2 separate regions of the Homo sapiens genome follow, and region 1 is linked to region 2. Evidence: chromatin contacts called from ENCODE Hi-C or POLR2A ChIA-PET data. All regions are on one chromosome and are shown on one strand. Each heading gives the region's core, a stretch centred on a gene start or an enhancer-like site at or near the end of the contact. The rest is flanking DNA. Distances are from core to core; before and after follow the strand shown. Region 1 overlaps LOC105375167 (a long non-coding RNA gene). Region 2 overlaps LOC105375167 (a long non-coding RNA gene).

What was found. A loop is a pair of places that touch in the nucleus more often than their neighbours do. ChIA-PET counts read pairs that join two places held with the same protein, here RNA polymerase II (POLR2A).
Region 1: a loop to region 2 is called in a map of CD8-positive, alpha-beta T cell, with 4 times the contacts of the local background. The contact joins two enhancer-like sites. A Hi-C loop is called at or near these places in 3 of 168 maps with a recorded cell type or tissue (CD8-positive, alpha-beta T cell, Right ventricle myocardium superior and endothelial cell of hepatic sinusoid). POLR2A ChIA-PET finds 5 or more read pairs at or near these places in 3 of 52 experiments (Caco-2, K562 and Panc1).

The regions. Positions count from the first base shown.
Region 1 is chr7:15,794,319-15,797,018 of GRCh38, forward strand. All of the region lies in intron 1 of LOC105375167 (a long non-coding RNA gene), which reads right to left. Among named protein-coding and RNA genes, the nearest start is that of LINC02587, 110 kb to the left of the region's middle. Within about 2 kb of position 1,267, at least 2 of the 41 ENCODE cell types and tissues checked have a DNase peak (open chromatin) inside an H3K27ac peak, as active enhancers do.
Region 2 is chr7:15,745,892-15,748,829 of GRCh38, forward strand. All of the region lies in intron 2 of LOC105375167 (a long non-coding RNA gene), which reads right to left. Among named protein-coding and RNA genes, the nearest start is that of LINC02587, 59 kb to the left of the region's middle. Within about 2 kb of position 1,506, at least 2 of the 41 ENCODE cell types and tissues checked have a DNase peak (open chromatin) inside an H3K27ac peak, as active enhancers do.

The DNA of each region.
Region 1 (2,700 bases), core at 17-2,516, 48 kb after region 2:
ATCTTCCAGGGTCATCTCTGTGTTTCTGGCGTAATCCTTTGCATGTACCTTACCCTTCCTTGTGCCTTCAATCAGAAAACAACAAATTCTAGATAGTTGAGTGTATTAGTCCATTCTCACACTGCTATGAAGAAATACCCGAGACTGGGTAATTCTTAAAGAAAAGAGGTTTAATTGACTCACAGTTCAGCATGGCTGGGAAAGCCTCAGGAAACTTACAGTCATGGTGGGAGGCACCTCTTCACAGGGTGGCAGGAGAGAGAATGAGTGCTGAACGAAGGGGGAAGCCCCTTATAAAACCATCAGATCTCCTAAGAACTTCCTCACCATCATGAGAATAGCATGGGGGAAACTGCCCCCATGTCTCAATTATCTCCACCTGGTCCCACCCTTGACACATGGAGATTATTACAATTCAAGGTGAGATTTGCGAGGGGATATAGAACCAAACCATATCAGTGAGTGAAGTATTTATAAGCAATGGTGCTTTGTGTGGATCACTCTTTGAAAAGCAGTGCAGTCATTTGTGTCATTACATATATCCCTCAGTATGTTTATAAATTTCTGCTCCATGACCTATGGGTCTCAACAATAAATTGTGCTATATGACTTCTTCCATTTTTCACACTGCACTCAGAAACACAAGCCTAAAATAAATACACTGTGAATCAGGGCCATGGGAGTCTCTTCTTTTACAAGGGTTGTCCTTTGGAAGCACCTTCTCCTTCCCTAAAGAGCTTATGTTTTTACACTTAAAAATGGGTCTTTTCCATGTCCATTTCCTGAATATTTTGTTATTGATCCAAACTATTTTTTCTCTGCCTTTCATGTTATTATAAAAGAAACCTCATTGTGCCCTAGTGCATATATTAAAATATAACATAAAAGAAGATTAAAGGTATAAAACGGAAAAGTCAGCAAGCAACTAAAAATCCTAACACTTAAAAAAGAAAGAAAGAAAATGGGTTAAAAGGTTACAAAGGAAAAGAATATGGGTTTCTGGAAGAGGCTAAAATATAAACAGCCCCCTGACCTTGGGTTCAAATAAGGAATGAATAGAAGGGTTGGACATATTTATTAAGGCAGACAATTTGAAAAATTTAATCCTCAGCTAAACTAAAAAACATCCAAGGAAGGCAGTATTTGAATGTCTACCCTCAAGTCCAAGAGGAAGAATCTCTAGGGATTTTCTGGAGAGAAGAAACTCTATTACAACATTTTCCTGGCCTGAAAGCCTAGTTAGGAGGAAGTGAACAGAACCCAGCCCCAAGGCCAAATTTCAGATCAAGTGGATGGACTGCCAGGACATCCTACACACCGGACAAAGACAGTGAAGCCAAGACTACCCACATTCCCATGCTTTTAGAACCGGGGAACCTCAAGGGGGTACTTGATTTATGTGGAATAACTGGTCTGCCTAAATTCATTTAAGAAAGAAAACCTTTTCCAGCACCCTCACCTGGGATTGAGGATTTTAGAAAATGGAAATGGAAGATGGAAATATATTAAATTGCTCCTTGGCTAATATATTAGGACCCTGAAAAAAAGAGCCTAAGGTTCAAATAGTAACAATAGACAGCAGTTATTAAACACTGATTGTTCCACGCCATGTTGTTTTATATGTCGAATCTCCTTCTATCGTCACAAAAATCCTATGAGGCATATATCATCACACCAGTTTTTATAGACGAGGAAGCCTGAGCCTAGGTTCGTTCATTAGCCGATGAACATATTATAAACATGTAATGAAGAGCTATAATAGTTAATGGTAGAGACAGGATTCAACCCCCAGGTCTACCTGACTCAGGGCCTATATTCTTGACAACCTACAGTGTAGAATGAACGAACCACTGCAATAAATATAATCATGAATTAATAAGCAAACAATATGCATATGATACTCTACTTATATTAATAAATCTTACGAGCAAAGGATGTCAAAGACGACTATTTACAACTCACCTATACAACAATAAGAGCTTAGAGGGCCTAATGTTGCAAGATACAATTTGTGTATTTACTCAGGCTCTAACATTTGGAATTTCCATGAATTGATCCTAGTCCTTCATCAACTGTTATTAATCTAATTTATTAATCTTAAAATAATAAAATAAAAATTTAAAATTAAGTTACTATAAGATGTCATATCCTGTGCTGTTGCTATGCGTTCATAGAAATTTTCTCTTTTCATCTAATACCCTCTTCAGTGGTTAGTATAAAATATGCATTCAGTAAGTATTTTTAAAACAGTGTAATTAGTATTTCCCTCATTTCCCTGATGTGACAATTGACACTCAGAGAAAACTTACCAAGGACCAGAAGTCCTCATGTAGGATTCAAATTTAGTTTTTCTAACTTCAAGGCCCATGTATTTGGTACAATATCAAAAGCTACAAAATTACGAAATTAAATTGTTATAGAAACGAATAAAATGAGTTAAAAGAAGATTACACTTGGCCGGGCGCGGTGGCTCACGCCTGTAATCCCAGCACTTTGGGAGGCTGAGACTGAGACGGGCGGATCACGAGGTCAGGAGATCGAGACCATCCTGGCTAACAAGGTGAAACCCCATCTCTACTAAAAATCCAAAAAGTTAGCCGGGCGTGGTGGCGGGCGCCTGTAGTCCCAGCTACTCGGGAGGCTGAGGCAGGAGAATGGCGTGAACCTGGGAGGTGGAGCTTGCAGTGAGCCAAGATTGCA
Region 2 (2,938 bases), core at 256-2,755:
AAGAAAAAAATTTGGCCAGGCGTGGTGGCTCACACCTGTAATCCCAGCACTTTGGGAGGCCGAGGTGGGTGGATCACAAGGTCAGGAGATTGAGACCATCCTGGCTAACAGGGTGAAACCCCATCTCTACTAAAAATACAAAAAATTAGTCGGGCGTGGTGACACATGCCTGTAGTCCCAGCTACTTGGGAGTCTGAAGCAGGAGAATCGCTTGAGCCCGGGAGGCGGTGGTTGCTGTGAGCTGAGATCAGGCCATTGCACTCCAGCCTGGGCGACAGAGTGAGACTCCATCTCAGAAAAAAAAAAAAAAAAGGAAAAAAATTTAAATGTTTAGATATCAAATAACAAGAAAATAAAGGAGAGACTTAACAAATTTCTGAATAAGGATAAATTTTAGAAGGTTAAAGTAACAGAAGAACTCATAACAACAATACTTCAGACAAGGTGAGACTATTAGAATGGTGGATTGAGGAACTTGGTAGATCCTCTCTTTAATAAACACAACAAAATATCAGCAAAATCAACATTTTTGGAACTCCAGAAATTAATCAAAGGCTTACAATACTCTGAAGAGCAATTATATTCCAGAAAAACGACTGAACTTTGTGATGTCTTAACTTGGCTTACTCCCATCCCCTTGTCCACAGAAATGCAGTTTAAAACCACAATAAGATACCACTCACGCTTACTAGATTGATTGTGATAATAATTAAGACAGACAATAACAAATATCAGTGAGGATGTGGAGAAACAGGCCTGGTGGGAATGTAAATTGGTGCAGCCACTTTGGACTATGGCTTGACAGTTTCTCAGAAAGATAAACATAAAATTATCTTTTGACTCAGCAATTCCACTCCTAAGCACCTACCAAAGAGAACGTATTTCCACACAAAAACATATGTTGATAGTACCTTATTCATCATATCCAAAACCTGAAAAACTGCTAATCAACTAGATAGACAAAAAAGGATGGAGAGACAAAATATGGCATATTCATACAATAAAATATTATTCAGTAATAAAAACAATTGAAACATGTTATGTCATGGATGAACTTCAAACATGATGCTACATGAAACAAGCCAAACAAAAGATACCACATATTGCATGATCCCATTTATAAGAGATATTCATAAAAGGCAAATTGTTAGAGAGGGAAAGTAGATTAATTATTGCCTGAGCTGGGAATGGGGAGGGGGATTAAGTGTACATAAGGAATGATCCTATTGGAAGGCTAAAAATCAGTTATAAAACTGTTTTATGTGATGTTTACACCACTCATTAAAGCTACCAGTGATCATCAAACTGTGTATTTGAAAAAGGTGAATTTTACGATATGTAAAATACACTTCAATAAAGTTAACAACAACAAGAAAATGTTTTAAGCTAATTCCCTGTCCCATAAACCAGGGGATATTTTGCTGGGTGCATTCTGGGACCAATGGCCTAGAGTCCTGGTTACGCAAAGAGGCAGGATTTCAGTTGCCAATAATGTGCTGTGCCTGGCATGGACAGAGGAAAGAATTCATACATCAGTGTCTGGTGGAGTCTTTGAATAAAAAGCCCATTAAAAATGGCCTTTCTTTAAAAACAGAGTTCTGGGTGTAAAGTCAAATTACTGGATGACAGAGAGCCAAATATGTGTAAGAAGATTTAAAGCCAAATTTAGGAGGCAGAACAGGGACAAATTCTTAAAATAGCAGAGAGATAGCTGAGCGGCCTTGGACAGCTCCACATGCACTCTAGAAGAGTGTTATGTTCACTGCCAGGCATAGTTCTTCTCTTAGATCTTAAGTAAGAATGTAAATGTTCAAGGACCAATAACCAAGTGAAAAACAAAGTAGAACTTCGTTATTCTAGACAAAAACCTTTTGTCACTGAAGCTATACTTGAGAAAAATTCAGATTATAAAACAGTTTTGTTTCTTCAATTGAATCCTTCATATTTTATCTTTCTCCTTCAACAAAGGGTAGGATATTCGCTGTACAGTTCACAACCATTCATTAAGAATTATCAAGCAAGTATTATGCGTTAAGTACTTGCACTTGGGATATGACAGTAATAAAACAGACCATAACTTTTTCCCTCGTTGAGCTTGCATCCTCACAGAGAGAGGGTAACAAGAACATACAAATAGATATAGATATCAAGTTAAGTCATATAGAGATTCTACACAAAAATATAAATAGGGAAGGGGTGTGAGCAGCAAAACAGGAAAGGCATTGTGATTTTAGGGTGGTCAAGGAAATGTCAAAGAGAAGGTGGGACACTCTGGGAAGGGTCATCCCACTGAGTGAGGCAATCTCTGCAGTGGTTGACAACTGAACATGGCTCACCAAGAGCACTCCCAGCCACACTGGCAATGTCTTTCGTTAAAGAGAAATCCAAGTCCACCATGTGCTCCAATATTCTCAAACAATGAAATGACCAGAATGAGTTATTTACCTGTGATTTAGTTATTAATCTCCACGTATAGGTGGTTACACCCCATGATAGCAAACCCAGATGAGGGAGTAACAGGAGTGTAATACGTGATTGCTAAATTATTAGGTGTAGAAGATAGTATAGGAATCCAAAAAATGTAAGAAGAATGTAGAAGGAGAAATCATCAAAACGTAGACAGATTGCAACATGGGCATTTGCCATCTCTTTAATTGTTAGGACTCATAAAATATAGATAATATTATTGGCATACTGTCTCTTTTTATTCTCAAGTACTTTAGGGTACAAGTGAAAAATTGCAGTCATATATATATTTTTAAAGTTCTATTTACTTCAAGTCAGTGCCAAATTCTCATTATTTAGCATTTATTCACATTCTAATGCAAGACAATTTAAGCTGAATCACTATTATCACAAAGACTTTTCAAGAGTGTATATCTTCAGAAATAATAATAACTAACATTTATTGAGCAATTTCTACATGTCAGGCATTATG